2 separate regions of the Mus musculus genome follow, and region 2 is linked to region 1. Evidence: chromatin loops called from intact Hi-C (ENCODE). Cell type or tissue: left cerebral cortex. All regions are shown on one strand. Links, peaks and the distances in the headings refer to the core of each region. The heading gives the core; the rest is flanking DNA.

Region 1 (8,344 bases), core at 132-8,131:
CCAGTTTGGTGGATTTGACTGTAATTTTCTATATAGACTAAGACATGCCCAAAAAAGGATTTGTGGTTTCTTCAGAAGGGGAAGTGTCCCCACCAAATGTCCCATGAATGCGCAGCTGCTTCAAGTTTTTGGGCACCTGCGGCAAAACCCCATGAGTGCCATTTCACAAGGGAAAGAGAGCTCTGGGCTTGTTGCCCATACATTACTACTCTTAACTAGGAATTGAGATTCCCTCTAGTACTTCCAGCTGGCAATATTCAGTACAGAGGTAAAATTAGGTCCAGAGGGAAGCTAATATCCAGATGCTGAGAAATCCCTTATCCCAAACAGAATTCATCATTTAGTACAGAAGAGAGACACAAGCAAGAGCCAATTTATAGGAGACTATAAATGCACCAACTTGAGTTCTGTGCTATGCTTCCTCTCCTAGTGTCTACTTCCATCCCACACTTCACATCCCATCCAGTCCTTCAGTACAGGGAAGGAAGTAATGAGAGAATACCGGCAACTCTTCTCACATGGTTAAGTTATTCCTGGGCTAATGATGTTAAATTGACATTTGCAAAAAATAAACAATGACTTTAACCAAGTATTTTTATCATGTATATGTCAGATGTTTTCATGCTCCTTTTTCATTATTTACTTATATATTTAGAAATCTATAAATACTTGAAATTACATATTGAATAAACAAAATCAGTAAAAGTTTAATGGCACTGAATTTGGGACTATGGAAAATAGAAGAAGAATAAAAAAAAAAAAAGAACTTAGGATCCAAAATCACATAAACAGAGTCCCGGTATCAGCTCTATATTTCAAAGTCTGTAAGGCAGGATGCCTAAGTTACCAACACCTGGTTGTTCTCATGTATAGTAATTCCATCACCTCTGAAGAATTATGCTTATAAGCACACAATCAATTCCATGTGCATTCTTAGTATATTAGGACTTGCCATGGGAATAAAACCAATAAAATGTATATAGTACAAAGTGATGTATTAGATTGAGTAAAAGGACAGAACCTGTCTATTCCAACAATATCTGTCTGTACGCTGGAGAGGCTGAGAAACAAGTAACTATTCAGGCCATGAAATGGGACACCTGAGTGTTGCTAAACCTTGCTAGAGCCTAAAGCTAGTTCCCAGAAGAGCCACTAGAAAGCCAATGAAGCTGGAGTTGGCACACATTGGCTGTAGCAGAATTTCACATTAACAAAGACTAGCAAGTAGCCAAGTAACACTGGGCTCTTTTTGGGGGCGAAGGGTGTTGGTTGGAAGGAGCAACCAACATTAGGGAAGTTTTCCTTATTAAGGCAGTCCTTCCTTTACAAACTGACCCAGTCATTGCCTTCCAATGCCCTTAATACTAGTCCACTGGGTGAATATTCTTCCTTCCTTCCCTCCTTCCTTCTTTCCTTCCTTCCTTCCTTCTTTCTTTCTGTCTGTCTGTCTGTCTGTCTGTCTGTCTGTCTGTCTGTCTTTCAATCAGAGAGATGACTCTGGGATTAAGAGCACTTGCTCTTTTTTGTCAAGAACATGAGTTCTGTTCTCAGAACCCATGTTAGGAGGCTCACAAGTGTCTGCAACTTCAGCTCTAGGAGATCTAACACCTTCTTTTGTCCTCCACAGGCATCTACACACACATGAACACACACACAAATAAAAAACAAAAATAATTTTTAAATGAAAGTTTGAATGGAATTGGCAAATAGGTTATTTTGTCCAGCAAGTGTTTTTATTGCGTAGGAAGAAGTGGGGTCAAGCAGGTGTTGACAGTATAATTGCTGCCTATGTATCACATGCGCTCTTGCAGTGTCTTGACTTTCCATCACCAATTCGAAAAATAAATTACCTTGAGCTCCTAATGTTTAATCTCAGATATGTTTTGGTACTTGTTACTCATGCAGTTATACATACTCACCTGAACAAGTCAGAGAACACAGCCCGAAGTTGAGGCATTTCAAGCAGGATGCACACATCATGTTTGTAGATGGCTTTGATGTCCTTCTAGCCCAGTTTACTCACAGGGCCAGAAGTCTCTTCTGTGGTCCTCACTCCCCTCCAGTTATTTACCACAGTTCAGGAATGGGGCATATGAACCACCTGGGAAGGAAATGCTGCTGGTTGCTATTTACCTGAGTAGCATGAGCCAGTCTGAATTAACATATTCGGGATTCTGTAAGGATGCAGAGGGCTTGCGGCTTGCTTCTGTGTTGTTTGTTTGACAGCTGCTATTTTCTTGCTCTTGTGAGGTTCTGTATGAATAAACCTTCGCTGATGTGTTTGCAAGTTTTCCTCTCATCTAAAACATTTGTAAAAAGAGAAAATCCTTTTCTCGGAGGTTGAGGAGATGGCTCTATCGTTAAGAGTTCTTGCTGTTCCTGTAGAGGACCTGAATTTGATTCACATTTATATCTGGTAGCTCTCATCCTCCTGTCATACCATAGTTCTGACTCCCTTCATTGACACTGATAGGCACATGTACATACATACAAAAGGACAGACACACAGACACACACACACACACCTTTTTTGTGCCTCCCTAAACCCCTAGATAAGCAGTTACAGACATACCCTATGCCCTATGTAATCCTCTCAGTCCTAATTTCCAGCATCATCTTGACAAAAGCATATTATATACACCATAGTCCAAAAAAACAGAGTAAACTGCACAGTTGATTTTTTAAAATTGCCTTCCATATCAACTTACAAATAGTGTAATTATCTACTATAATGCAACTTCTCAAATTACTTGAAATGAAGATCTAATTATAAATGAATAAAACTGTAAAACTCAATAAAAATACATTTTAGAAGAAAATAAATCCATAGACATGAGAACATTCAATCTTCTGATTTTATGATTAATTCAACAGATGGGGAATGCCCTATCAAATTACTATAGACATTTCTAAGCACTGGATTCTCAGTCTCTAAGTTTCAGAACAAGCAGTATGAGCCAACACTGATTCACCAACTGATTCAAAGTCAGAGCCTAGACGTTGGCCATTATCTCATTACAGCCTGTGATGGAGAATGGTGTGGTTTTTGCTCCCTTTTTTGGCCTCACTTCTGAAACATTAACAAGTGAGCAGCTCTGCTCTGTCATACGCTCCCTGGGAGAATTTTCATGTCTTCCTCAAGGTGAAGTCAGCAGGAACCAAGCAAGCAAAATGAATTTCTGAAACTAGGAGCAGAAACACAACAGCTTACCTTTTTGCACAATGACAGAAATGTGACTAACACACCAAGATGGGCAAAGAATGGTTTATAAAACTGCACAAGTCTTCATATCCCTCCTCCTCATTTTCATGAGTAATTGAAATTAAACACATAACTTCTAAGAAAAGACTATGACTTATGCTAAATGCCTAACAACAGGGTAGATATTAACACCCCACACATTCTAATGCACTCGGGGAGAATTTGTCTCATTTGAAAAAGAAAAAAGTGGCAGTGCCAAATTTATTAAGCCTGGCATTTGACTACTTTCTCAGTGGTAAAAGAAACTCTTAAATGTAGGTATTATCTCAGGGAAATCAAGGCAAGTCAAATTGTCCTGTAGTAGAGCTAGACACTAAATCCTGATTTCTTTGAAATCTGATGTTCTTTTTAGCACTTTCTTCTCCTACTGTGAAAATCTAAGATTGTTACATCGACGTGAATCATTTTAACATGTAGTTATCTGCATTTTCTATCACAAAGATCTCATTGTTACAGTTCATCTGATTGCTGTTTAATTATTCATGTATACATTTATTTTTCACTTTTAATGAGAGCATACGCTCTTTGAAGGCAAGGACTTAGTCTCTTCATTTTTGATTTTTATGCTGTCCAATGTATAGTGAAAAGCGTAACTCAACATTCAGCTAAATAGAACAAGGAAACTCACTTGATTTACTTACTTGTTGTTAGTTAAATATCCTTGGTACATAGTATAATTCTCTCAAAGAGAAGAAAGAAGGAAGACAAACTCTTATTTCTACTTAAAAGTAGAAAATACACTAAACATAAGATAAAATTTGGCTATATAATTTTAATTCTCTGTCACATTTATAAAGACTTTCCCATCACTTCAAAATCAATTTTTAATATAATGGTCAAATACACACAGCTGAGCCATTACAGCTTTTTTTTTTTTTTCCCCTTAAACTGGGATATTGCAGTAATTAATCTCAGAAGCATTTTGGAAGACCCTGATGGCAATGGCTGAATTTAATCTTTGGTCAATAAGGACCCTGTGGATATTAACATGACTACCCCAGCTGTCAGTCGCACTTCATGAAGGGACTGTTGAGCCACACTGGGTAGTTTTCCAATGCGTTCCACCATCTTGGATCCACTCCTCAGTTGACAGAATCTGTATGGCTGCTTTAAAGCTTTTACATTTTATTTTGCCAAAGCCTCCTTAAACATTGCCTATGCACAGTGAAGCTTTTTCAAACAAATCAGAGCTTTTTATATCTCCAAAGCAGCTGTGCGGACTTTACACTTTCACAAAGGAGCTAAGAGATGGAGGCTCCAAAGAGTGGCTTATGGGAGTCTTTGTACTCACAAATTAAATGTCTTAATAAGTTTATTCATGTAAACAAAATAAGAAAGAATGATAAAAGCCATGAAAATAATTTACTATCTTTGCCAGTGTAATTAAATCAATGGGTTGCTTCGACTCCTGTGGAGAAGAAAAACAAAACTAAGCAACAACAGTACTCTAAAATCTCACGTGCTAAAAAATTATACTTCTACTCCTAACTAAGGCTTTAGGCAAAATTTAATTAATCAAATTATTAAATAATTATATAATTCTACAAGTTTTCCTAAGTACACTGTCACCCTTAGACTGCATTATTAAAGTAAAGACAGGCAAAATAATATTGTCAAATATTATAAACAAGATCTCACAACTTAGTAAAATTCTTATTATATTTGAATAATTGAAATTGAATATATAATTTCAAAGCAAAGGTTGTTATTTTTGTCAGCTATTTATTGCCCAGAAGGTATGAAACCTCCTCTTCTATCACCTGTGGCAATAAATTCCAATATATTTATGGTAACCCTAATTTTTAAGCCAGATATTTTCATTGGGATACTATAGGCTTAAAAGAAATAATCTTTATCATTTTATTGATTCAATCATCCCCATCAATAACCAATGTTTGGAAATTTCATCAAGTTAACATTAAATTTCTCAACCCAGATTGATATGTAAGATTCTTCATGACGTGAAACATATGTCCAAATAAGTGAGCTGTAGAGTTGGTAAGAAGGAAGATGACCTCGAGGAATGCAGACATGAATCAATGGTTAGAAGCACATACTGCTCTCATAGGTGACCTAAGTTTGACTTCCAGCACCCTGTTTGGGTTTCAGCTTTAGAGAAGCCTATACCTCCGGCCTCCAGGAGTGCCTGCACTCAGGTGCACATATCCATACACAAACACATACATATAATTCAAAATAAAAATGAAATATTTAAAAATTTAATAATGATAAACATTTGAAAATAGAACTTATAAGAGATGAGATGCTGTCCATAGAATGTCTATATTTCTTTTGCTTATCATTTCTTGATGTACTTCCCAGAAATAAGTGTATTGTTTTCTTGTTCTTATTTTAGGGCACTCAGCAGATTCTTGTGAATATTATCAAATGAATGAATAACTAAGTGAAAATACAGAATGTCTTACATTCTGTCATACGGAATGTTATTATTTTTTCTATTTCATCTTCATATGGTTTCCCAAATAGTAGACACTGAAGAAAAAATTGTTTTGTATTGAGGTGGCATTCCTAACATTTCTAACCCCTCCCAAAGGACCATAAAGCATTTGTACCCATCTGCTGACACCTGAGTTTTTTATCTTAGCCATTCTGACTGGTGTGAGGTAGATTCTCAGGGTGGTATGTATTCATTTGCATTTCCCTGATGACTAAGGATGTTGAACATTAGGTATTTCTGAGCCCTTCTCTGTTAGCTCTGTTTCCCAGTTTTTAATAGGGTTATTTGGTTTTCTGGAGTCTGACTTCTTGAGTTCTTTGCATATATTAGATATTGTATATATTAGATGTGAGTTTTTACAGATCTTTTCCCAATCTGTTGGTTGCTGTTTTGTCCTATTACAGTGTCCTTTCTTTGCTTTACAGAAGCTTTGCAGTTTTTTTTTTGTTTTGTTTTGTTTTGTTTGGTTTGGTTTGGTTTTTTGTTTGATTGTTTGTTTTATTAATTAGATATTTTCTTCATTTAAATTTCCAATGCTACATAAGTCCCCCAAACCACCCCCTACTTCCCTCCCCCCCCACTCCCACTTCTTGGCCCTGGAGTTCCCCTGTACTGAGGCATATAAAGTTTGCAAGACCAATGGGCCTCTCTTTCCACTGATGGCCGATTAGGCCATCTTTTGATACATATGCAGCTAGAGTCAAGAGCTCCAGGGTACTGGTTAGTTCATAATGTTGTTCCAACTATAGGGTTGCAGACCCCTTTAGCTCCTTGGGTACTTTCTCTAGATCCTCCATTGGGGGCCCTGTGATCCATCTGTGAGCCTCCACCTATGTGTTTGCTAGGCCCCGGCATAGCCTCGCAAGAGACAGCTATATCAGGGTCCTTTCAGTAACATCTTGCTAGTGTGTGCAGTGCTGTCAGCGTTTGGGGGCTGATTATGGGATGGATCCCCGGATATGGCAGTCTCTAGATGGTCGATCCTTTCATCTCAGCTCCAATCTTTGTATCTGTAATTCCTTCCATGGGTGTTTTGTTCCCAATTCTAAAAAGGAGTAAAGTGTCCACACTTTCATCTCCGTTCTTCTTGAGTTTCATGTGTTTTGCAAATTGTATCTTGTATCTTGGGTATTCTAAGTTTCTGGGCTAATATCCAGTTATCAATGAGTACATATCATGTGAGTTCTTTTGTGATTGGGTTACCTCACTCAGGATGATGCCCTTCAGGCCCATCCATTTGCCTAGGAATTTCATAAATTCATTCTTTTTAATTGCTGAGTAGTACTCCATTGTGTAAATGTACCACATTTTCTGTATCCATTCCTCTGTTGAGGGGCATCTAGGTTCTTTCCAGCTTCTGGCTATTACAAATAAGGCTGCTATGAACATAGTTGAGCATGTGTCCTTCTTACGAGTGAGGTCCCATTTGTCAAGTCTTGATCTTAGAGCATAAGCCATTGGTGTTCTGTTTAGGAACATTTCCATCACTTTATTTACATTTTAAAAAGCTCTTTTGCAACACCTTTACTATGTGTAGTTTAAATAGTATACATTCAGTTATTGTAAGATCCACTGTATGATATAGGGGAGGATCCTAACATATGTGGGTGTAAATACACATTTTACAAAACACAGGAGAAATGAATTTGCTCATAATGGCCAGGTAAAGCTAAAATCAACAGTGGAAAAAAATAAAACATGCCCCATGAGATGAATTTATCAAAACCTGGAGGATGATGGAATCCTGAACAACAAGCAGCCTAGTTTTACAAAAGAGCAAGTCATCTCCGACACAATCAATAGCTCTTTTCAGCAGACTGACAAAATTAAAGGACAGAGGGAATCTGGAAATGCTGCCTATTTGCACTCTCACAATGTGTTTAACGCGCACCCAGCACATTTTCAATTCAACTGTAGATAAAACTGATTCAACCATGAATGCTTTCTAAAAGGATCTGACAAAAAAAAAAAAAGAAAAAAAAAGAAGGTAAAATGTCATCGATAATGACAATGCAGGCTGTTGTGGGATGCTGGAGTTAATAAAGATGATTCTCTGCAGATCCAAACTGATCAAACGGGGAAAGGATATCGGAATTGTATTCATGCTTGTTGAATAGCACATTTCATAGAGCACAATTAGGTAGATTCAAAAACCACAATGGATACAGAAAAGACAAGGATGTTAGGTGCGCCCTCTGTGATGACTCTTGAGATCTGGACAGAAAGAAAAAAAAATGCAGACTTTAGGAAAGTGAATCCCTCAGGACAGAGAACTGACTTGAGCTGTGTTCTTACTTGGCTTTCTTTAAGGGCGTTCATCCACAATTTGAAGTGTCAGGTTTTTTTTTTTACCCTGATCCTGACTTTAACACTTCATATGATGTGATAGGAACCCTCTCACATCCACTGAATGTCTTGGATCTTGAGTCAGAGCTTGACTGACAGGTCTATTGATGCTTTATCATCTCTGACACTCCTGATCTTAGATGCAAACATAACTTCAGCTTTGGTCTACAGGGTTTCCTTTGACCTACGCTGTGGTCAGAGATAGAGATCAAGATGAGTGAATCACTAAATGCAAAGAAATGACAGGAATAATATATCGTGTGTAGAACATTCAGGCA
Region 2 (8,344 bases), core at 295-8,294, 1.7 Mb before region 1:
CAGACCCCAAGCCCTGGTACCCAAGACCCTGTCTTTCTTTTGTCCATCTATTGGCTGTAGGCATCTTTATTCACCGGTCATGGGTAACTTGAGGGACAAGGCTTCATAGAGTCACTTGGTTATGTCACTTGAGTATGTACAGACTCTGTTACCCTGAAGGCAACCAGGTCTTGGGGCCCAATATTTAGCATTACAACATAAGCAAAAGATCAAATCTCAACAAACTTCTCAATTTTTATGATTGATTATATTCTTGTCTTGCCTGTTCCCATCAGCTAGCAGAGCCCTTCCTTAGTAACTAAAGAGAATCATGGGGTCATTTTTTAACCAGTGTGAGGAAGAAAGGTCTCTATCTCTCAACCATCATGCTGATGCAACTACTACCTCTGACTAAGAAGTAGAACGTTTGCGTGCTAGGCAAGCTCTTGCTTTACTCATGTATGTCACATAGCTGCTATTTATTATATTTCCTACTGCTGAGGACGTTTCTGGTTCTAAATGTTAGAAAATAAAACTGAATGTGTAATCCTTTGATACATACTTCATCTAGTGACATGCATTATACAAACTTTTCTCTCTTAGGATTCTGATATTAGTATAACAAAGATATTAGTAACTACATACATACTTACATACTTACTTACTTACTTATTTGTGTAGCCAACACTGGCCTAGAAGCCATGGTGAACTTCCTGCCTTCACCACCCACTTGAGTGATGGAATTATAGGTAAAAGTCAGCACAATGGTTTAAAGATAGTTTTAGATAATTCCCAATTATGCTCATCAAGTATATGTGTTTCTTACAGTGTTTTTGAATATATTTGCATCGTTTAAATTATAGATCTCTATCAAATATATTAGGAAGGGGTTCTGTAGCTGTCTGTGGCTTCCTGAATAGGTCACTGTCACAAATAGGTTTAATTACCACTGCTCTTGATATGCTTTCAAAAGAGTATAAATTCATGATTGTACAAATGTCCAAGTTGTGTAATAAATGTTAAACTCTTGGATTTTCATGGACTTCTGTGATTACTATGCCTTCAGGAAAGAGAAAGTAGATCACCCAGGCTCATCAAAGTATAGTCACTATGTGTCTAAATTTAATCTGTATTGTTTTGAGAAGAATGGCCAATACAACTTTCTTCTGTAAGTTTACAATCAAACATACATTCAAACTTTCTTGATTAATATTTAAATTACAGTTGTCACATACCAAGATTCTAAGCATCATTTGAATGACAAATAAAGATATCTCACTTATTTTTTTAATAAGAATTTAAACTCTTCAGTGCTGAATTAAAATTGGAGGTCATTCCATTTCTATCTGTGTGGGTAATTTGTGGATGGCTTATGCCCTTTTCCCTAGATATTACTAGGTTTTCTCATTCATAAAGATAGGACAATCTTCAAGTATCTGAGTTCAGAAGCTACAAAAAAAAAAAAATCAATTCACCTAGTGAATTTTAATGATGTTTCATTTCATTGATTTTTTTTTTAATTTAATATGATTTCAAAAATATCACTGAGAAGAACTCAGAGTATTTTCCTGACTACAGACAGGGAGAAGCCTATATAAAGGTGCTTTACTTAAAGCAAAAGTATGCTGTGCCCTGAGTAACAGACTAAAGCTATTTGACAGCAGTTGGTTTGTAACTGAAATGTTTCTAGCCTTTTTAAAGATGAGAGGAAATAATATTCATAGCTCACTGAAAGAGGAATTTACATAAGGAGGCCATAATTACCCAAGTAAGACCTTGTCACAGAAACTTGGGAAGGTTAACGATCATAATGATAATTAAAATGCAGAGGATTTGTAGAGCACTTATTTGTTTTCCTGAGAGCTCAGCTACTTCTAGCGTATTCTTCTCATTGATCTCACTATGATAGCTATCTAACAAGCAGGCTAACTATCTTAGAATAATGGCTAGAAACGTGTGAACGGCTAGAACCATTACTGATCATAAGCATCTGGTGTCAGCCACACCTGAAAGGCGGAACCTCCTGTGACACAGCGGTTTGAAACATCTTTTCAGGTCACCAGTGTAAGACTGACTCTGAGGAAAGAGTGCCACCTACTGAATTGAACTTCCCGGGTCCCCTCCAAGGGCTGGTTTCCCAGCCTCAGTCAGCACTGCCCTAACATGTGTAACTCTAAAAAAATAATGAGATTGCTGTGCAGTGCGTTAAATCAAAATACTATCTTTGTTTTCCCGGTGTCAATCAATTTAATGATCTAGCAGGCACATCTATAGATTAACTATTTCACTCATAAGCTCTGCGTTTCACAGAGCAATATAAAAATATTAAATAAATCTAATTTTCCTAATGCAGTAAATTTTCCAAATACGCGAATGTCTATCAAACTGACCACAAGGGGGAGCCAGTATGTAACTTCTTATGGGGCATGAGTGTTGAGATAATGGATTTAGTGTAACTTGCTCTTTTTGGCTGGCAAGACAAAAAAAAAAAAAAAACATAAATATGATACTTGTAATCTGTTGTGATGAAAGTAATGTTACGTTATGTTAATATTAATGTACACAATTTAACCTAAATCCCCTTTTAATATGTATTAATAGATTTGGCATGGAGTAACATTTGGGGGTTTCTCCACATCAAATAATATATTAATATGCATTTTAAAACGTGGCAGCTTATTTTATCAACTTAACATAAACATATTCACACTCACCTGTATTCACACGCACACTCATACACACACACACATACACACACAAAACTATTTCATACTAAAGAGCATTTAATTGTAAATTTTAAATAAAGAAATTTTATGCTTAAATTCTAAATTAGTCTCTAAAACTCAGAATATTTCTCCTAAGATGCATTAGAGTACTTCAGTTGATCATTGATTATTAATTTACCAATATTTCTTCTTACCTATACATTTTAGAATTTACTGAAAATGTACAGATGCTGGTTTTAAGTTTACTTCATTCATTTTGTGAATTGTGAATGAATTCCTCACAGGTTTAGTTTGCATGTCTTTGCTGAGTTAATCCTATGGTTCCATTATTAACATTGTAGTAAGGAAAATACATATACCTGCATATGCTATCATATTGTAACATACTCTAACAGAAATATTATTTAGAAGAAAATTTAAATTTTCCTAATAGTGGTTTTTTCATAATTTTAATAAAAAGTGGACAAATTTCATATTTAATTTGCATTACTAATTTTATATACTTTATGCATTTAGAATGTATTGAGTATGAGAGAATTCTTTTAAAATATTTAAATTATAAAACATTTTTCCTGAAGCATAAAATTTACATTTAATTTACATTGCTCTATCTAATTTATATTCATCATTGAGGAAGGAGAAAGACTTGGGAGTAGTGTGGTTTCATCACTGGTTAAAAGACAGTGCTTTGACTAAAGTCAGCAAACAGTCAACAGTAATATAAGATGGGAGTCATAGATGTCTTTAAAAGAGGAGAGGCACTAGCTATAAACACAATACTTCATGCTTTTGAGAATTTGAATTTGATATGGTTTTGGTTTCCTGCTATTTAAGCCTTATGCTATTAAATTTGGCTTGAAATGTTTCATACAAAATTTACTGCACAAAACCAGATAATGAAATGATAAAGACAGAAATATAAAAATGTTTTTTTTAATCATGTAAGTAATGGCTGTACAGAAAATGGCAGCTTCGTTTCCTTCAGAGTTATATATTATTAAGTTTAAGATTATAGCAAAGCAGGATAAATTACAGGAGACTTATATAGCAGTGATCCTGGCTTCAGGAATAAACTCTTAAAACTATATCTAAAACACATAATTATGCATTCTTAAAGAGTGTCTCTGAGCTGAAGTTACATAAATTATATAAACTTCCATGAAGTCCTATTTTGAGATTTTTTCCTTAATTCTGTGAAGTCAATTATGAGACCGACATAGCAGTATTTGCTCCTCTTTATTAATTAGCCTATAAAATGAACCTGCAATATTTAAAGCAATTCCAATGCATCAATCAAGTTACCTTCAAACTCAACTTACCCACCCTATTTTATTAATTAATCAAATGTTAAGTCTTCTACAAGACTTGTTCTCAGTGAGTGGTCCCACATAGATTCTAGCTAAGCAAACTTAAAGTAATTCCAATGCATCAATCAATTTACCTTTAAACTCAACTTACCCACCCTATTTTATTAATTAATCAAATGTTAAGTCTTTTACAAGACTTGTTCTCAGTGAGTGGTCACACATAGATTGTAGCTAAGCAAACTAGATCTTGAGATGGTCAGAATATATGAATTTACATAGAGAAGGGTAACGTGTTGGATTAGAGTTGAATCTGGTTTGAAACTACAAACACTGATTATCAACCCAGCTGCTCTGGAAAACTCTGACATTGCTTTAGTATACGCAGGTCATGACAGACTTCTGAACTCCTTGGCTTGGTGGAGTATGAGACACGGCCTTCAATGCTACAAAGCCGTGATGCTTTTGAACTACCTAATACACTTACATCATCTTTTCTATTCCAGTGGAGCTCAATAGTTTTAAGATAATGAATAAGAAAATTTTAAATAAATATGATGTGAACACAAAATATGCTTGGAAGAAAGAAAAAGACAGACTTTGAAAACCTTTAACGATTTCTTTTTAGAGTTAAATGTGATTGTCACAACTGATTGGAAATAAGCCAAACAACTTGTACTAAGCTATCAGTCAGTTTCATTGCTGGTTAAGGAAAAAAAACAGGTATAAATCATCACTACAAATAGTTACTTAGGATACATGTCAGTACTCAACAACCATGTCGGATACTACAGCAACAAGAAATATAAGAAACATACTTGTGTTCTTTTTATTCTTGGAAGATGCCCTAAAGCATTCACCATATACACACAGTTCTTTCAGCAAACACTGGGGGGCGGTGTGGCATAATTACTCTGGGGAGGGGGAGTCTAAGCAAATGTATTCTTCTAAGGATATATTTTTCCTGTCACCAAGACCTTTCCTAGGCATTGTGTTTCCAATCTCCCTTCAACTGCATAGCACTATGTTGAATTAAGCCTAATCAATACACCCCAGCCTTCCTTGGAATTGTTTTATTGTTTTATTTTTGCACCATAGTGAAAGTCAAAGACGTCTAATTACTATGCGATTAAAATAAGCTTAAAGTGGTCGTTTTTAAAAGGTAATTCACAGTGTTTCTGAAGATATATCTAAGAGCTACTGCTCTTGTTTAGCTTTGCAAAGTGCTGGTGTTTATCCTTAGAACTCAGGCAGGGTGCGAGGAGAGGGAGATACAAAATAAAAATTGATAAATGAATGTGTGAATGTGTGTTCACTATGCCATAGGCAGTTTCTGGTTATAAAGATTACAAGAATCAACTTCCAAAGCACATGCATTGGACCAATATTTCTAACCAGAGAGACATAAAGAAAGCTATGGCTATATAAGACTTTGTGGTTAAAGACAACTTAGCAAAACAGCCTTTACTTTGGCAAGACTGAGTCCTCTGTGGACTACAAACATATATGCTAAACAACCTATTTAGGGAAGACAAGAAAGGAACATTTTTGAATTTGAAGGTCTGACTAAAAAGATCTTCTCTTTGAATTTTTGAGCTGTTGGTCTCTCAAGGGAATGGTACATTTGGAATGAGACCAGACTGCAAAATCAGACTATATGTTATCTCCTTGAAGCTCTGGGAAATTAATAGCTCCTTGATCTGAACCTTTAAGCAAGTATCCCCAAAACAATATTCAGAGCATTCTTGTAATTGGTCTGGATTTGATTTTCTTTGAAATTCTGAATGATTCATGTTACATATTTTTATAGTAGTCATTCACAATTTATAAATGGCAACTTAACTTCAGTATTTATGAACTACAATCAATACTGTCGCAATCAAAATACTCACCTTCTCTATTTCAACGGATTGTTTTCCTTTGTCCCTCTTAACTCTGCTCCAGAACTGCTAGATCAGAACCAAAACTGATCGTAACTTGTGGATGTTTGTGAAAGCAGTTCAGACAAAAGCAAGCTTTGAGATTCTAAAGCTGGAGATGAGAAATTTAGAATGGGGGGGGGGAGGAGGAAGAGGAGGGAGAGGAAGAGGAGGAAGAAGAGAGAGAGACAAAGAGACAGAGAGAGAATATTTAAACAAACATCATTCAATCTGGTATAAGTTCTTGCCTAAGTTCAGCTTCTATGAATAGGAGACTTTATACATATTAGCAATGCTATTTGATTTGAAAAAAATATCAAATTGCTATTTGGAATTTTAGTAAGATGAACAGAAGTGAATTAGACACCAAAGCTAGGGACATTAAGGGACATTGGATTACCTTGAATGTGGGCTGTGATAGGAGATGGTTAAAAGGTAGAAGTCTAAACACTGTTCAACCAGATTTCAGTTTCATGGAGCTGCAAAACATGTCTTAAGAGAGGCTTGTTCCCTCCTTCGAGACACTGCCTCTCTCTCCACCGGCGTCTGCTTTTCTTCTGAAACACTTTCATAATCAAGTGACTTTCCTTGCATGGGTGCCTGGGGACAGCGGGGATTTCTCTGAGGATGAAGAAAGTTACATATTGATTACAGTTGCTTGCGGCGTGTTTGCTCCCGAGCTAGCTAGCACAGACAGATCTCTAACACTGCACTTTCCTGGCGTTCACCGAAATAAACATCCCACCGTGAGAAAACGCGTACATACACCACACACACACACACACACACACACACACACACGCTCTCTCTCTCTCTCTCTCTCTCTCTCTCTCTCTCTCTCTCTCTCTCTCTCTCTCTCGCTCTCTCTCGGGCGCGCGCACGCATGCGCGCGCACGCACCCACTCCGCACCTCCAGATGAGTGCACAAGGAGTCAGAAAATCCGCAACTCCCTTGGCCCAGTGTTTGTGTGTGTGTGTGTGTGTGTGTGTGTGTCTGTGTGTGTCTGTGTGTAAGCTGACGACGTGGGTTGGTGTGTGGACTAGAAGGCACCAGGAAGACCGCAGCTGCCTCTCTCTGCAAAGTATACGGTGATTCCCCACGCCTGGCTTTACATCCTATCCCCAGTTGAAATCAAATCACTGCCAAACTTTTCTCTTTCTAGAGGAAGACACCCTCTAAACACCAGGGCTACCACGGCTCAGCCCTGGGCGCCGCCGCCGAGACTTAGCGCGGGCTCTGCGGGCCTTGATGCTCTCCGGTCGGACTCAAGCTAGTCAATGACTCTAAAGAGCTGGGGCTGCTGGCCCCGCCCCCGCCTGCCGTTTCTCCGCCTCCCATTGGGCGTGGGCCGAGAAGGCAGGGTCTGGCTCCCCACGCCGATTGGCTGGCAGAGAATCAGTATCAATGTTTAAGCGGCGGCGTGAGGTGAATAGAGTCAGTCAGCAAGAGACGCTGGGGAGAGAATCCGGACTGCGAGCCCGGCGGCTGCCGCAGCGGAGGAGGGCGGCTCGGAGACGGTACTCCAACTGTTGAATTGAATTTTTCACCTTCCATTTCCTCCGCGTCTTGGCTGGCGGAGATGGATTTATTCGGTTTGAAACCTGCACGTCTTTCTCAGGCTTTGGGGTGATCCTGACAGGCACCGCACTAGACTGAAAGAGACCACTCGTGACAGAAAAAAAAAAAAGGAGGAATTAAAATTTAAAAAAAACCTCCACAACAGACTGCACAATTAGCTATGCACACCGATGCTGGACTTTGTGAACAGAGACCGTTGGGAGGAAAATCTTGAACTATGATCCTGGGCTAAGCTGTGAATCATTACTGGAAACGTGCCCCCACCCCTAAGACTGAGAGATTTGGGGGCATCTCACGCCTAACCAAGTGGAAAGGTTTTTTTTAAAAAACAAATAAATATTCGTAAGCAAAGCAGACGCCTTGTTTTGCAGAGCCTCGGACTCCGGCCGAAAGAGGTAGAGTAAAAGTGTTCCTGGATTCAGCTTTGCCTTCCTCCCCCCACGCTTTTTCTCGTTTTTCTTCCCCCACCCCCGACGTGATTCCGGCTTTTTTGTTGTTGTTGTTTGTTTTTTTTTTGTTTTTGTTTTTGTTTTTCCTATTGAGTGGTCAGAGAAAGCCTTAAGAAGAAGCCTCAACTAAGGACTGCGAAGGGAGGACCGTGAGGGGAGAGTGAATACGATTCGTTCCGCTGCTTCTGACTCATCCCGCAGATGAGAACACCTGCATTTCTGGATGTGTCATTCCCGTATACCGAGGCGCTGGGAGAAGCGGAAATAATGTGTAGATCAACCCGTGCCTAACCTCCCCTCGGAGGTGGAGGAGGTAGTTTCCCCGGGTGGGCGCCCTGGCAGAACCGCGGTGGCTGCAGCTCCTCACCCTCTCTGCCTTTCCCAAGTC

Evidence for each region. Peaks named below come from ENCODE experiments on the same cell type or tissue, not always from the same donor. Only the 100,000 strongest peaks of a DNase experiment are listed, where the experiment ranks them.
Region 2: it touches region 1 in a loop (7-fold over the local background); 2 of 42 quality-filtered maps call a loop at or near these places.

The regions. Positions count from the first base shown.
Region 1 is chr14:86,150,431-86,158,774 of GRCm38, forward strand. No RefSeq gene overlaps it. Among named protein-coding and RNA genes, the nearest start is that of Gm32729, 18 kb to the right of the region's middle. In left cerebral cortex, for the core only: no CTCF peak of the experiment used is centred there; a DNase peak (open chromatin) is centred at 4,446; H3K27ac peaks cover 37 bases.
Region 2 is chr14:84,436,197-84,444,540 of GRCm38, forward strand. It overlaps Pcdh17 (protocadherin 17), which reads left to right and starts at 7,367. Exons shown (of 4, transcript NM_001013753.2): 1 at 7,367-8,344. Gm32498 (predicted gene, 32498) reads right to left here and starts at 7,208. Exons shown (of 4, transcript NR_168882.1): 1 at 6,329-7,208; 2 at 5,902-6,040. In left cerebral cortex, for the core only: CTCF peaks have their summits at 2,369 (motif pointing right) and 4,899 (motif pointing right); DNase peaks (open chromatin) are centred at 2,090, 2,348, 4,897, 6,516 and 2 more places; H3K4me3 peaks cover 2,013 bases; H3K27ac peaks cover 1,809 bases.